2 separate regions of the Homo sapiens genome follow, and region 2 is linked to region 1. Evidence: chromatin loops called from intact Hi-C (ENCODE). Cell type or tissue: Calu3. All regions are shown on one strand. Each heading gives the region's core, and the rest is flanking DNA. Links, peaks and the distances in the headings are about the cores only.

The links. Peaks named below come from ENCODE experiments on the same cell type or tissue, not always from the same donor. Only the 100,000 strongest peaks of a DNase experiment are listed, where the experiment ranks them.
Region 2: it touches region 1 in a loop (2.2-fold over the local background); 2 of 110 quality-filtered maps call a loop at or near these places.

Annotation. Positions count from the first base shown.
Region 1 is chr10:47,132,676-47,141,010 of GRCh38, reverse strand. No RefSeq gene overlaps it. Among named protein-coding and RNA genes, the nearest start is that of GDF10, 160 kb to the left of the region's middle. RefSeq lists an enhancer at 2,641-3,840. In Calu3, for the core only: no CTCF peak of the experiment used is centred there; a DNase peak (open chromatin) is centred at 3,360.
Region 2 is chr10:47,070,973-47,079,307 of GRCh38, reverse strand. No RefSeq gene overlaps it. Among named protein-coding and RNA genes, the nearest start is that of PTPN20, 160 kb to the right of the region's middle. In Calu3, for the core only: no CTCF peak of the experiment used is centred there; no DNase peak of the experiment used is centred there.

The DNA of each region.
Region 1 (8,335 bases), core at 60-8,059:
AGATGGCTTTGAATCATGTGTACTTCAACGGCTTCCTGCATCTGGAGAGTGTCAGGGGAGAATTTCAAACATGAAATATGTCAGGTTTAAAATGCGCCACATCCTTGCATCTTCAAACCCTCCCACAGCTCATGGCATCCTGCCCTGAAAGGCCTTTTCCCAAGTCTTCCAGGCTGGGGCTCCCTCTGCTCTGACTCCAGGTTCCAGGAGAGGAAGGGATTGCAGAGCCTGAGAGGACAAGCCACTCGATGGCCAATGCATAGATGCTAGAAGCCAACATTTGAGTTCGAGCCCACTCATGGCTCTGTGCCTCAGTTGCCTCATCTGTAAAATGGAGATAACCACACTGCCGGCCTCACAGGAACACAGTGAGGTGAACCAAGTTAATGTATGTAGGGCACCAGGAGCAGAGCCTGGCCTGTGCTCAAATCAAATCCACACATGAGTTGCTATTGTCACAGACATTTCTCAAGTACTTGCTAGGTGTCAAGCCCTGTGTAATTTACTTTCCGTTCTTATCCTGGCTGGAGACTCACAAGTCTCACTAGGGGATAGGAGGCAGGAAAAACAGGCAGACGCCAGGGTAGTATCTGGCCCTGCTCTCCCCAGTGGGAAATGTTTCTGGGTAGGACACAGGAAAGAAAGGCTGCAGATCCTTGCTCTCAGTTTTTGCCAGTGAGAGGTGAGGCCAGCTGGACTTCCTGGGTCCAGTGGGGACTTGGGGAACTTTCCCGTCTTACAAGAGGATTGTAAAACGCACCAATCAGGAACTTTCCTGTCTTACAAGAGGATTGTAAAACGCACCAATGAGTGCTCTGTAAAATGCACCAATCAGCAGGATTCTAAAAGTAGCCAATCATGGGGAGGATTGAAAAAAGGGCACTCTGATAGGACATAAATGAAACATGGGAGGGGACAATAAGGGAATAAAAGCTGGCCACCCCCCAGCCAGCAGAGGCAACTGTTGGGGTCCCCTTCCAGGCTGTGGGAACCTTGTTTTAGATCTTCACAATAAACCTTGCTACTGCTCACTCTTTGGGTCCACGCCATGTTTAAGAGCTGTGACACGGGCAAGGTCTGCAGGTCTGCGGCTTCATTTTTTTTTTTTTTTTTTTTTTAGATGGAGTCTTGCTCTTGTCACCCAGGCAGGAGTGGTGCAGTGGTGTGATCTCGGCTCACTGCAACTTCTGCTTCCTGGGTTCAAGCGATTCTCCTGCCTCAGCCTTCTGAGTAGCTGGGGTTACAGGCACCTACCATGACGCCTGGCTAATTTTTGTATTTTTAGTAGAGACGGGGTTTCGCCATGTTGGACAGGCTGGTCTCGAACTCCTGGCCTCATGATCCGCCCGCCTCGGCCTCCCAAAGTGCTGTGATTATAGATGTGAGCCACTGCGCCTAGCCCGCGGCTTCATTCTTGAAGTCAGCGAGATCACGAACCTACTGGCAGGAACCAACTCCGGACACACCTGGGTCACAGAGACTCCTTTTACCGAGGGCCTGAGGCGGGCTGTCACTTACCCGCAGCTACACACGCTAGATCCCAGGCCTCATTTCCTCCTGCTGGGCCTGTTCAGCTGTAAACGCCATCCCAGTGTCTGGCGTCTGCATCTGACCATACCTCTTCCTGGTCTTTATTGCCTTTTTCTCTTTCATTGAAGTCAAGGGCACAGAAAAGTGCTTGACGTGCCCTGCAGAGGCCCTGGGTGCCCTCTGACCACAAACATCATGACCCAGAAATTCTGCTAACTCAGAAACACAGTTGCAGACTTTCTCCTGAGCTTAGGTAATAATTGCACTTGTATTTTCTCTTTCTTTCTCTCTCTCTTTTTATTTATTTAGTTATTTATTTGTTGGGTCAGGAATAGCAATATGTCAACCCAATTTTTTTTTAAATCCCTGAGTTTTTATTATAAGCTACAGCAGTGTGGGGTGGGAGAGGCTGTTGTGTTACTCAAACTTGCATTACAGAATAAACCTTCCTATGAAACATGGTAGGCTGTTTTTGGAACTCAAGCAGCTCATGAGAGAGTTGCTTTAGGAGCTGTGTTGTTTGTTTTGATGGCCTCCTTGGAAGGGCACTTCAGTGGGGCTTGGGTCCTGGACGCAAGAGGCTGTGAGCAGGCAGCTTGGGATCACTGAGTCCCAGCCCCCCTCTGTCTCCAGGAGAGAAGTGCCCTGATCAGGGGCATGAGGAGACAGTCACTGAGCAATTGTGCTTGAACTAGCTGGACAAACATGGAAGGAAGGGAGTCATATATATACAACATACCCCCATTGTGCCTGGTCTCTTCTAAGTACCTTTATCATCATCCTCACGGCTCTGATTTTCTTCATCTAATTAAAGCACAAAGGTATCATTTACTTGTGAAAGGCACCTACTTAGCAGATTGAAGAACTTGAATTCAAACCTAGATTTTTCCAAAAAAAAAAAACTATGCCCTCATAAAGAGAGAGCCACTGGTTGGTGGGGGCGGGTGGGGGTGGTGGAGCGAAGAAGCTAAGTAAAACATTTTTTTTCTGGATACGTGAGGGAACAAACCAAGTGTGGTCATGGGGCTGGGGGAGGTGTCAGCTTCGGACATCCTTAGCTCCTCTTCCAGAAGGGCCAAGGCTGGGGATTTTGGGGAGAGACACAGGAGAGGTGATGGGGAAGGAAGGAGAATCAGGGCTACTACCCTGCTGTCCCCTGGAACCCGGGTGGCCTGGCGGGGCCAAGAGGAGAAGTGGTCACCTGCCTGTTCTCGCACCTGATTCCCTGGTCATGGGGCAGATTCCAGGAGAAGCCCCGTATTAGTGGATGCTGACTTCACGGCTTCCCAGATCCCAGATCCCCAGCCTTCCATGAAGATCTTACCTCAAGAGACTGTGCGGTTCTCTGAAGAAGTCAGAGGAATTAGTTTCTTGGCCTTTCATCTCACATCTTGGAGAATCTCTAAGCCCACTTGAAATCACAGGTAATGGGGAAGGGCAGAGCACTTGGCATCTGCAAGAGCTCCCAGGAGGCGCTTGAAGTGACACTCTCCGTGGCTCCATGGGCTCCTGTGCTTGCTCCCAGGTGTCCCAAGGAAATCAGAGAGGAGCTAGTTCCTTTTTGAGGTTGAGGTCCAGGCTGTCAGACACACCCAGGTCTTGGAAATTTTTAAGCAAATCCTGTAGACCTGACTGCAACTATCCCCACAGAAATTGCGCAGGGACAGACATTTGCTCTCATAAATGCCGCTGTCAGCCCGAATGAAGCTCCCAGCAGTGCCTGACCTAAGATCAGTGTCTGTAGCAATACTAAACATCCATGAGTCAACCCTTAAGCCTTCAGTCTCCTCTGAATCATTCTCTTCTGGGCCCCCCAAAATGTCTGAGATTCCTTGGGACTGTCTGTCTTGAAAGAGGTCTTTGTTCCAAGATATGAGAATCAATAAAATAATAGGACTAAGGAGTGGGAGGATGCTTATCAAGTGTAAATAGTGTGCATACGTGGCCAGGAACCCTACAGCTAAGGAGTCAGGCTGGACCAAGGGTGAGGTGGGGTCTGCTGGCATTCTGCTCATGTTGCCCAGAGTTTTGGAGGTTAGTTAGCTTTTGTGGGAATATAGAATCTAAGGAATTAGTCTCACTGACTTTTTATTGTAATGAAAGGGCCTGAATTGGGGGCTGAATCACTTCCCTGGGAAGATAAGCGAAGCCACTGGAAAGAACCTCAGGTCTCGGACGGGAGCAGTGAAGAAACAGACAAAAAGAGAGTCAACTTCTAGTCCTCTCTTTACCCCTGCCAGAGCCCTGAACCATGGGACCAGGGGGTGAGGGTCCTGGAATGTTCAGTGACTCCAGAAGCCAGTTAACCACAGAGAATCATGCGAAAAACTTCAGCCACCTAATGTAGCTCCACTCTGTGTCCGCCTTGAGTGCAAGGGGCTTGGGGAACGGGGCTGCTAAGTGAAGCAGTGTCACTTCCAGGCCTTGGCAATCTCATTGCAGCTGGAGTCCATGGAAGCTGCAGTGCTGAGGCCAGCAGACAGCCTGCCAAGCCTGAGATGCCTGATGGGCAATAACAAGAAAGGGGAGCTCCAGCCTGGCTTGGTGTTGAGTCTCTGGGAAGAAAACCAAACAAATCCAGGGTGGGTTAGCTTTCTCCTGTGGTTGTACTCTCTCTCCTGCAGTCAGGAGAAAGGAAAGAAAGAAAAAGAGAGAAAGAGAGAAATAGACAAGGAAAGAAAGAGAAAAAGAAGGAAGGGAAGGAAGGAAGGAGAACAATGAAAGAAAGAGAGAGATAAAGAAAGAGAAAGGAAAGAAAAGAGGCAGGAACTAGGAGGCCTTGACACTTGTGACTGAGCCCTGCAGAAGGGTCAGTGATGAGGACCTCAGAAAGTAAAGACCTCACCTGGACCCTGAAGCTCACTTCCAGGTGTTCTGCTGTGAAGCCAGGACTGGACACCAGAGCATCCACTATGGCAAGGGCTCTACTCTCCAGGCCACCTGAAGGTATCAGGGGTTTCTGACCTGGAGACGAGCAAACACAGTGGGAGGTGCTGCTGCCTGGTGATATCTGAGGTGCTGATGTGGAGGGAGGACAGGCTTCTTCCTTATGACACCCAGAGCTCAAGTTGGGGCCCACAGGGACCATTCAAAAGGAACTCAAGTTCAGTGTAATCTGAGTGCATCAACTGGGATTTACCAAGAGAAGCAGACCCAGTAAGAGATAGATGATTTGTTGTTGGGCATTGAGCTAACGTCGTCCTGGGGGTGGTTTTGTTAAGTGGTCTCTGCAAGGTTATGGTCCCCACAGCTGATGCTGGAGATTGAAGTCTATGAAGTAGGCCATCAGGAAGGGAAGAGCGTGAGCAAGTTGGAACCCGCAAGCAGGAGGGATGGCGGAGACCATGCCCATGCTTGTTGCCTCTGACCATGGTGACAAGGGTGTCCTGCAGAAGCAGGGACTCTCCCTCACAGGGTTAAACACATGCACCTGGGCCAGGAGGCAGAGAAGGTGGCCTGGCTGTGGCTTCATGCCACTGGGGTGAATCGCCAGACCAGCAACAATAGGTGTGTGCTGCTATTTCCCCATCGACTTTCCAATCTCCCAAGACTTTTCTGTGTGGCTGACTCTAACCATAAACAGCTGATGGTGAGCACCAGGAAACGTAGTCCTGGCCAGCCAACCTGATATCAGAAGACCAGCACAGCAAGGAAGGCCTGTCTCACATTCAGAGCTGCCCTGAGTGGGATGGGCTGTTCTGGGGGAAGGCTGTCCCCTCAGTAGCTCCACGCAAGCAGCAGCTGCACAGCTACCCAGTGGGGATGCTGTGCTTTGGCTATGCAACCATGGTGGGAGGGGGCCTTTCCTTCATCTGGCCTGGAACTCACCGTAAATGTCACTCCTTTGGGGTGGCCCACTGTGAAATGAAATTGCCCTCATAAATGCTGCCCTGAAGAGGTCTCTGGGTGTGGGACTGAGAAGAGGCTCTAGGAATGGACAGTCAGGGAGAGCAGAGGGTCTCTGCCAGCCCTCACCATAAGCATGGGCCTGGTAGAGTGGATCATGCAGCCCAGGTCCTAGCCCCGATGTGTGGGTATAGCAGCAGCTCTGGGCACCCAGGATGGCAGCCTGAGTGCAGGCCTTAGAATCCAGGCTCGACTCACCACCCCAGTGGGTAGGTCAGCTGGCTCCATCCTCTCCCCTCCCCAGGACCAGCTGACCATAACTCAGCAGGTTGGGTGCTGGCCAGTCCCGGAGCCTCACTCCTAGGTGGGAAGTACTGAGAAGTCCATAGCTGTTGGAAAAAAGGCCTCAAAAAACCCACAGCAGGAACCCCAGAAAGGGGCTCTACTAGTGAGGACATCAAGGAAACTGTGGAAATTACTTACGCATTTCTCAAAAATTCAAATATGGCACTAGGCCACCTCTATGCACAATAAAAAGATGGTCAGCCAAACTGGCCCTCACCTGGTTCTGCTACTTCCCCACTTCTGCTGCTTCCCCATTGCAGGAAGATGGCAGCTCTATAAACCTCAGTTTCTCCATCTGCCAATCAGGAAAAAAGGCTAATGGTCAGTGCCCCTTACAGTACTGACTACATAATATGCTATGCACAGCCTAGTGCAAAATCAAAATGTGGGCCCTCTGCTCAAAAGTTAAGAATTTCAAAACCACAATAACAGCATGTTACACCAAGCACAGGGCTCTTCTAAGCATAGAGCACAGTAGGGCTGCACAAGGAACGCCATGTGTGAGGCAGGCCCTGCCAACACACTCTCTGGTGCCTCTACCGTGTTTCAAAAGCTTGTGTATGTATTTATCATGAGAATGGAGGTATATATCCTGCAGCTCATGCTGTACCTTAGACATGCCAGTATGGGTCGGGATATATTTAGTCTCTGGAAGAATTTTGATTCAAGATTCCTGGGTGACCAAGGACCCAAGTTGGAGGCACCCTAGTTGGGGCCTCGACTTATGAAACTAAAATCTTATTTAAATAAAATGTCCTTCAAATGCAAGCTATTATTACAAAAGATCCTTTTTAAAAACTGTGAACATAAGACCACAGAGTTGCTAAATGTCCACAGAATATGCATATCCTGAAAAGGGAACATTTGTGAACTCAATGGGGATCAGCAGACTCTGGCCAGTGGGGCCACGGGCATACTCCCCAGCCTCCACTTGGGGCTGTAAACCGAAAATAAAATTCAAAGACCCTCCCACTCCTGCAACTATCTGAATGTACTTCCTCCTTCGCCAAGGCACTCTAAAATGTAACTTTAAAGACTGGTTCAGGCCATGACTGGAAGTGGGGATTGTATATGCCTCATTTTAAACCTCCCCCAGCATTAACATCAACACAGGCCTTAAGCCTAATAAGAAACAGTTACTGTCTTCTCTCTAAAGCCTGCTACTTGGAGGCTTCATCTGCATAAAACCCACGTCTCCACAACCTCTTGGCGTAACCCAGACATTTCCTTCCTATTGATGATGACTCTTTCAACAAATTGCCAATCAGAATATGTTGAAATCTACATATGACCTGGAAACCCCTGCTTCGAGTTGTCCTGCCTTTCCAGATGGAACCAATGTAAATCTTACATGTATTGATTAATGTATTATTTCTCCCTAAAATGTATAAAAGCAAGCTGCACCCTACCACCTTGGGCACATGTCATCAAGACCGCCTAAGCCTGTGTCGTGGGCGCGTCCTTAACCTTGGCAACGTAAACTTTCTAAATGCACTGAGACCTGTCTCAGATATTTGGGGCTCACATGGCCTCCACTCTTGCCCTTGGCCTCATCTATGCCATGCCTTGCTCCAGTTCTACCAAATCGCAGGGGCTTCCCTGAAGACTGTGCATTGCCTCCTATCTCTGGGCCTATGCACATGCTGTTCCCCTGCCTGGAATGCCCTCGCCATTCGGAAACAGCACCCAAAACACCACTGTTTCCCTTCGCAATTCAACTCCCACATCTCCTTTGGGAAGCTTCCTGGATTTCCTGGGAATGGTTGTAAATAATAATAATAAATATATGACATTTATTCAGTATCGATTATGTTTTAGTCACTATTATAAGTAATTTACATGTATTAACTCATCTATACTTCACAGAAACCCTCAGATAAATATACTATATCCTATCATTTTATTTAATATTAATTCCCATTTTACTGCTGCTGACAAGACCCAAAGAAGTATAGCAGCTTAGCCAAGCTCACACTTCCAGGCAGTCTTGCTCCAGAATGTGTGTTCTTGCCTGCTCCACAATTCTGCCACTCTCAGCTAGTTGCTCTTTGTATCTCATATTTACCTCCTCCGTGCACATATCCCATTGGATTGTGACCATTTGCTTATCTGGCTTTTTTCTTGAGTGCAGGGACTTTGTTCTATTCACTATTGTCTTCCTGTACCTATCAGAATGACTGATACTAAAAGGTTTTCAACGAGTATTAACAAAACGGAAGAGCTTCCACCCAAATGCTGATGCATCGCTTTCCCACATCCAGGCCTCCTCCAAGCTGTGGCAGACTGCAGACCATCAGCTGGCCCATCGCGCTTGAGCAAGAGACAAGGCCAAGTCCCCAGCGTTCTCTGCTGGCCTCCTTCTAAACCAGACACCGGACACAGATTCTTGGAGCCCCCACCGTTTGGTTTTAACAGGACTGTGGCTTGCCCTCAAAGCCTTCTCATGGTGATCAGACCTAGGTAGATGTCCCTGCCCCGTGAGCTGAGCAGGACTTTTCTGAATCCAGAGAGAGATTTGTGCCTATGAGAGAACATGCCAGGGAGTATGCTGCCTCCAAAGATCGGGACATGCACCTGCTGTGAAGGCAGTTCTTGTGGGTGCGGTCTAGGAGTC
Region 2 (8,335 bases), core at 224-8,223, 62 kb after region 1:
TGAGTCATACCTTAAAAAGCTGTCTTTCAAAAAGATATGTGCAGTTTTACTTGACAAGCTTGTTGCATTATCTCCCCAGCAGCCCTGCTGCTAAAGGGCTTACGTGCTTAGGAAACAACTGGACATGAAGCTCTGACCTCCCCATGCCCTTACCACCCCCAGCCCCAGAAGTCTCTGTCAGTATGATTGCTTTTGTGTTGATTCTTTCTGCTTCCTGGAAATCTAGCCAAGCCCACCCCCCACTGGCAGAGGCCCAGTGTGATGGGGTGTGAGTCTGTTTAGAGGCTAGGGCTTGCCAGTTGCCCCAGGACATGTCTGACCCCAAGGTGTGAGAGGAGCCTGTCTGGAGCCCACTCACACTGCTCTGGCCCATGTGCTCTGTGCAAGGTCACACTTCCATGCCTAAGGTCACACACTCAGGCCCCTAATGCTGGCAAAGCAGAGGAGGATCAGCGTCCTGTTCAGCAGACTCCTGGCAGTTCAGACCACATGATGAGGGAAGGCCCAGAGGACAATGCCAAGGCCCCATAGTAATGACAGGTGAAGCCAGCTGGACTTCTGGATCGAGTGAGGACTTGAAGAACTTTTCTGTCTTAAAAGAGGATTGTAAAATTCACCAATGAGCACTCTGTAGCTGAATTGTAAAACGCACCAACGAGCACTCTGTAGCTGGATTGTAAAACACACAAATCAGAGCTCTGTAAAATGCACCAATCAGCGCTTTGTAAAATGCACCAATCAGCAGGATCCTAAAAGTAGCCAATCACAGGGAGGATTGAAAAAAGGGCACTCTGATAGGACAGAAACGGAACATGGGAGGGGACAAATAACAGAATAAAGGTTGGCCACCCCACGCCCCCATCACCAGCAGCAAACTTGTTAGTGCTCTTGCACGCTGTGGAAGCTTCCTTCTTTCACTCTTCACAATAAAAGTTGTTACCGCTTACTCTTTGGGTCCGTGTCATGTTTAAGAGCTGTAACACTCACGGGGAAGGTCCGCGGCTCCATTCTTGAAGTCAGGCAGATCGGGAGGGTTATGGCAGGAACAGACTCTGGACACAGTAAGATGATCACTCATTCTCAGAAAAGGATGCAGGGTCCCTCAGGAGATTCAGGGCCACACCCTCCCATCTTTGGGGATGTCACAGTGGCTTGCAGATTGGGTGGAAGAAATAAGTGCTTGCTGACTTCCAGGGAAGCTGGGCTCCAGACTCTTCTCTCTTAATTACCAATGCAAGTCTGGGCTTCCCCTCTTGGGAATCCTCACCCCGTCCATGCTTCGTCACAACCTTCTGTGATAGGTGATGAGGCACCACGCAGGGAGTACTGGACAGAGCCATCAGAGCAGCAGCACTAGACGCCATGCAAGGGACATCACCCAGGCAATCCCTGAAGGCAGACAGGGAGACTTCTCAACTGCAGTGGGTGAAATAATCTCCCCCACAGCCCCCGCCAAATTCGCATTCTTCTTGGAGTGTCAGAATGTGACCTCATTTGTAAATATGATTGTTGTAGTATAATTAGTAAAGCCGAGGGTATAGTGGAGTATGGTGGGTCCTTAATCCATTACGACTGGTGTCCTCACGAGAAAACAAAAAGAGGCAGAAACAGACACACAGGGAGAATGCCAAGTGACAGCAGACGCAGAGACTACAGCGATGTGTCTGCAAGCCAAGGAACGTCAAGGATTGCCGGCAACACCAGCAGCTGAGAGGTGAGGAAGGGTCCTCCCCTGTAGACTTCAGAGGGGGCCGGGTGCTGTTGACATCTTGATTTCAGACTTCTGGCTTCCACACTGTGCAAGAACAAATTCCCATTTTTTAAGCCACCCAATTTGTGGATATTTGTTACAGCAGCCCAAGGAAATTAATACAGCAGTCTTCATTCCTGAAGCAATAAAATGAGCGCAGACTGCAGCAATTATTAATTCAGCCAACATTGATGGAACACATAAGCATCAGGCTCTGGACTGGGTGCTGAGAAAAGAGGTGAACAAAAGACGTGATGTTTCTCTACTAGCAATTTGCCCACAATAGCCACAGAAAAACAGATCATTAAAAATTGTGATAAGATCTATGACGTAACATCATGGGGAAGTGTGGTTGGGATGTGGGAAGCCGGAAAACCTCCCGGAGGAAACGTCATTTATTCCACTGAGACCTGGAGAGAGAGGAGATGGAGTGGGAGGAAGACTTACTGAGTAACATGCATGTTTGTGTCATGTTAGGACTTTCTGACCTTGCTCTTGAGGTAGATACAGTAAAACACTAAGGGAGGCGTTAACCACGTCAAATATCGGGGAAGTGCACTGTAAAGAAGGAGCTGTGTGTGCCAGTGCCTCAAATCAAAAAGGACTGGAGTGCAGCTGTGGAAGTGAGAACTAGAGAGTCTAGCGAGGGAGCCGGCAGAGGACGGGACAGGACCTGTGTGGGGGCTGCAGAGGCGGTAGTGGGTCTGGTAAATATAACAGGACAGGATCGTTTCCACTGTCCATTTCCCTTCCATCCTATACTTAAAGGTTCAGCATGGGCACAGTTCATCAGCACGGGGCTCTTCCCAGCTGATATGTCCAGATCCACAGGAGTGAGTGTGAGCACCAGGGCCCTGCTGGCACACGCAGCCTCCCAGCCTCACACGCAGCCACCTGGAGTAAAGGCTTGGCTTTTTAACTCTGCTGTGCAATAGTTCATGGTTGCTTTAACACAGTGTACCAACTCTGAAAAGTTTAATGGAGCCATCTTCGTTAACATGTGTCTCTGACCTACTGTTACTTGGTAAGTAGTGCATTCTCCAATTCATAAAAGCTGAATTTGAAATTGTCAAGTCCCCAGATTACAGCTGCCAAACTGCCTCCATTGATGTCATCAGTCTCCAACCTGACTGAAAGCAGGAACACCTTCGTCCCTGCTCAGTGCATAGCATACACAATGCCACAAGGCCTCCTTCATCCCCATGTCCTGCTTTAACACACAGCGGGCATTTACATCTTTCCTTCTGCTTCAGTTAAGCAGTGTCTACTCTATGGGTCCCCTAGAAGCTAGTACTGGCCTGTTGTGACTTAACATCACCCAGTAGTTCCATACAGACAGCAGCTGAAACACACTTTCCATCTTAGAAATCATAATATGCTCCCTGTTTCCTGGAAATGGACGGTGTTAGATGGTTCATCATTGCTCCATCTTCCAAGAAAACTACACATGCAAACTCTGCTATGTCCTGTTGAGAGGCCCCTCATTAGGGGCAGATAGGAGCTTCGCCTGAGGTTATATTATGGTTAAACTATTGCGGGTAACCAATCCATGTCTATTGAGACCATGAACAACAGAAATGAATTTATAAAACAAATAATGCCTTCCCAAACCCTGTATGTAAATGTCACACATCAATCTCCCCATTAATCTCCCCCCGGGCTTCTGGGATGTTGAAAGGAGTTCTCAGAGGAAATAATGTTTTTGCCCTTTCCTTTTATTTGGAAAATCAAAACCAAGCCGGGTTCGAATGACCAGCCTTTGAAGGAAGGAAACAGTGTTTCACCACTGTAGCTTGGACCTCGCATGCAAAAAGTGTGCAAGCCTCTTCTCCCTGGTCTTCTCTTCCATTTCCACGTTGAGGATGCCTACAAACAAAACAGAGCTCCGTGCTCAGGGGAGGAGCTTCTGGAGGCCCAGACCCCATGGACACTCAGGTGGTTGTTTTAAATGGTAAGAAGTGATAAAGACGAGATGGACACTGGAGAGACACTTAGGGGCATGGGCCAGCTTTGTAAGTGGTGTTATATCCTGGCTGCAGTAAGGGTAAGAGTCACAGCAGCTATAGGTTAAGAAGCAGGCAGTGATATAGAAATAAGAGCCAAAGGTGGAGGGTGTTTTTTCTTTTTTCTTTTCTTGTTGTTCTATGTCTTCTATTAATTTGGCTGTGAAAGGGGAAAAATCAAGATCAGATTGGTATTTGAAGAGAAAGCTTGGGGTTGCAGGAAGGAGTAAGTGAAGGAATATAATTCCCGGCCGGGGTCGGGGGCTTCAGAAAGAGAGAGATGGAAACTGCACCAAGAAAAGAGTGAATGGGCTCACCCCACTAGGAAGAGGAGGCATCTCACTCAGAGACTAGAGGCCGGTAAAGACAGAAAAGATCGAAAACCTCTGAGGTTTGGGGAGGATGTAAGCAAATTCTTGAAGCTCAAATTAATGGGTACAAATATTGACCAGTTGTCATATTCAGTCACCATGCTCAAACGCCTTCCACTTCACAAGGAATTCATCTCTGGTGTTTCTGTTATCTCTCACAGTGAGAAATAAAGAATAAATAAGAAGAAAATAATTTTTTTAAAACAAATATCACAAAGGATTAATATTCTTAATATATAGTCTCTATAAAATTTAGTATGAAAAAAGGAATCTAAAAGGAAATGCATGAATTATAAAAAAAGAGAACTTCTAGATTCAGCTCCAATACATAAAAGGCCTGGAAATCATCTCTCCCATCCTTACAACAAGAAAAAGCTAGAACACTGAAAATCAACCAGTGTTCCAGGACCTGTTGGAGACTCAAGGGCTCAGGGAAAACCTCCACCTGGAAACCTGGAGAGTTCAGCAGTCTGGAGTCCTAGTTGGGCTCAGCTCACCTCGAGCAGAAGCCACTAGAACCACAGACTGGTGGGAACACTTAGGTGGTATTTTGAGGAATTGCTGGGAACTGAGTGTGGAGTAGAACAAAAATGAGAAACTCTAGAGGGCTGCAGTCTTAGAGGGGTCCTCATTTTCATGGGCCTTAAGTCTAGGAGCCCCACAAGGTGGCCATGGTGAAGATCTGAGAAAGATCCCCTTGTACATCTTGCAGAGGACAGGGAAGTGACTTTCTACCAAAAATACAGGATGGCAAAGGATTTTTTTAAAAGAGTAACTTTACAGTGGAGAAACCTGGCAAACACTACTTGGGCCAGGTGGTCAAGGTCACTGTCAACAGTGATAAGTCATGTGGATAGCATGTTCCCTCGATATGGTGTGATGATAATGGCACTTTACTGTTGTGGGCTTCCTCCCAAGAACCCAGACCCTAGCACAATCATGAGAAAAACATCGGACATACCCCAACTGTGGGACATTCTACAGAATTCCTGATCAGCACTCCTTAAAACTGTCAAGGTCATCAAAAATAAGGAAAACCTAAGAAACCTTTACAGTCAAGAGGGCCTAAAGAGACATGAAGACAAAATGTCATGTGGTATCCTGGATAGGATGGGAACTTGGAACAGAAAAGGGACGTTAAGTGAAAATTAAGGAAATCTGAATCAAGTATAGACTTGAGTTAATGGTAATGAATCACTGCTGGTTCATTAGTTGTAGAAAATGTGCCACACTAATGTAAGTTGTTAACAATAGGAAAAACAGGGTGTAGAGTACATGGGAACTTGGTACCAGCTTCACAATAATTCTATAAATCTAGAACTGTTATAAAATTAAACGTTTATTTTTAAAGTAAGAAAAACATGCAGTATCTGAATAATCAAATAAATATAAATTAAAAGTAAGAGGTGTAACTTTTTTTCATCAACACATTCATCAAAACTTGAAGTTCAATAGTAATCAATCCTGGCTTAGGTACAATAAAACATACTTTCCTGGATTGCTGTCAGTTAGTATAATGATTTAGAAAGCAAGCTTTGCAATACAGTTCAAAAACACACTAACTCAGTAACTCTATTTGTAAGCATCTATTTTAATAAAATAATCAGAAAGCAGATAAATGATTACGTATAAAATTTTGCATATTTGCCTCATTAAAAATTGTAAAAATAAGTAAAACTGAAAAACTAGGAAAAAGACATCATAGTAATTGGTATGGGAGATACTGCCCCACTGGGAATCATATAAAAGCCAGGCTGAACACAGAAAACAACTGTTTCCTGAGTTTGGGCAGCAGACACCCCCTGGTGTGGTCTCTGAAAGAAGAGCTCACCCGAGTGGGTACCACCTCCAGATTGGCTTTCCCCAAGGATGCCCTTCAAAGTGTAACCCATGGAGATAGAGCCAGGGAGAGACAGTCTGCTTGATCACCATGCAGGGCTCAAAATTGTTCAATATTTGAAAATCTGTCAAGGAAATATTTTCAGTTAGCAAGTTAAAGAAGAAAATTCATAGGATCATTTTTAAAGATGTGGGAAATGCATTTGAAAAAAATCAAAACCCATTTATAATAATAACTTTGAGCTGAACAAGAATGGAAGAGAAATTCTTTAGGGATGGGTATATGCTGAAGACGCTATCAAATAATGCACTGAAAGGTGAATGGTTGCTGTATTACCACTAAAGGAAGAAGGAAGGAAAAGAATGTCTCTCCCCATCACCACCATTAAATACTCAACATATATTGAAATGTTCGTCAAGGCAATAACACCAGAAATGTTTACAAGAGATATGATATTGGAGCAAAAGATCTAACGCTGACATCATTAGCAGATAATACCATTACCTAGGAAGTCCAAGGGATTTGTCTTTAAAACATACTATAACCAATAAGACGTTCAGTAACATCTCCAGTAACACCTGTGTGAATAAAATTATGACTTCAATTAAAAAAGGAAACCCAAATAAATAGATGTGCTGTGTTTCTAAAGGAAAGACTTGATATTGTGAAGATATACATTCTCCCATAATTAACCTATACATTTTTGAGCCATTCCAATAAAAATCCAAACTTACTATCTACAAAATATGAGAAGCTAACCCAAATTTCACCTGAGTGTGTAAACCAGCCAGGGTTACAGCAAATTCTAGAGCAGGGGAGTGAGTCAACAATGGGGCACCAGATCACTAGATATCAAAAGATAAACCACAAGAATCAAAACAGAACAGAATTAGCCAAGGAAAAGACAAATCAGTGAAATAGAATACACAGCCCAGAAAAAAAATATTTTAATTCAATGACTAAGGAATAATGAAATAGCTGGCATAGGCATAATTGGGATCCACCTGTGTGTCAGATCAAGGATGGCTCCAGAGTCTAGATATGCCTGCCATCAAGAGGTGGGGTCTCTGCCTCCTCCCTTTGAATCTGGGCTGGATTTTAGTTGCTTTAGAGTATGTTGGAAGTGATACTGTGCCAGCTCCAGTCCAAGTCTTTAAGGCAACAGCAGATTCTGTTTCCTTTCTCTGGTAGCCCTGTGCTGTCCTGTGGGAAGTCTGATTGTCCTGAGTTGGCCATGCTGTGAGGAAGCCCAGGCTTGCCATTGGTGGGGGGCCATGGGGAGGGAGAAAGGGGAAGTTGAGGGGCCAGCCCATGACTCCTTCCTCCTCCATCCCAGCTGAGTGCCCCAACATTGTGGACCAAAAGCAAGTCATTGCTGCTGTGCCCTGTCCCAATTCTTAATCCACAGAATCATGTGAAGTAATGGTTGTAAATTATTGGCTTGAGGGTAAACCAAATTAGGGGATAGTTTGTCATGCAGTAATAGCTAACCAGAACAACTTAGGGGAAAAATAAGTTAGACTCTCTTTCTACACTATAAATAAGTTCCAAAGGGATTTAAATATATAACTTACAAAGCAATAAAGTACTAGAATAAAACTAAGAAGACTGATAGTTTACCTTGCTAGGAGGTGTAGAAAAGGCAATTTCATACATTGTTAGTGGTAGTGTGAATTGCTACAACTTTTTGGAGAGTGATACACAATATCTATTAAAATTATCAATTCTGAGAATCTAGCTATGGAAACCAAGTTCAAGTTCTTATCAATATATAAGACTCTCTGTAAGAAGATGCCTATCACAGCATAGTTATAAAAAAAACAATGAAACAGTTTGGATGGTGGAATCAATTGCATCCTATCCACACAATGGAATGTTATGGAGCTATTAAAAACAAAAATGCTAGATCTATGCTTATGAACCTGGAGGGATTTTGTCTTATTCAGTTTGGGCTGCTATAACAAATATACCCCATAGATGGGTGTTTTAAACAACACACACTTGTTTCTCACATTTCTAGAAGCTGGAAAGTCCAAGATCAAGGTGCTGGTAGATGTGGTGTCTGGTAAGATTAGACAGACACCTTCTCATTGTATCCTCGCACGGCCAAGAGAAAAATCTCTCTCCTCATAAGGGTCCTAATCCTATTCCTGATGGCTCAACCTTCATGATCTAACTACTTCCCCAAAGCCCCACCTCCTGAGACCATCACACTGGAAGTTTGAATTTCAGCATATGAATTTTGGGGAGATACAAACATTTAGTCCAAAACAGATCTCAAAAATTAATTTAAAAGTAGTTTCACACTCTGGAAGATGATTTGGCAAGTTGTTAACAAATAAACATGCAATTATCATATGACCCGGAAACT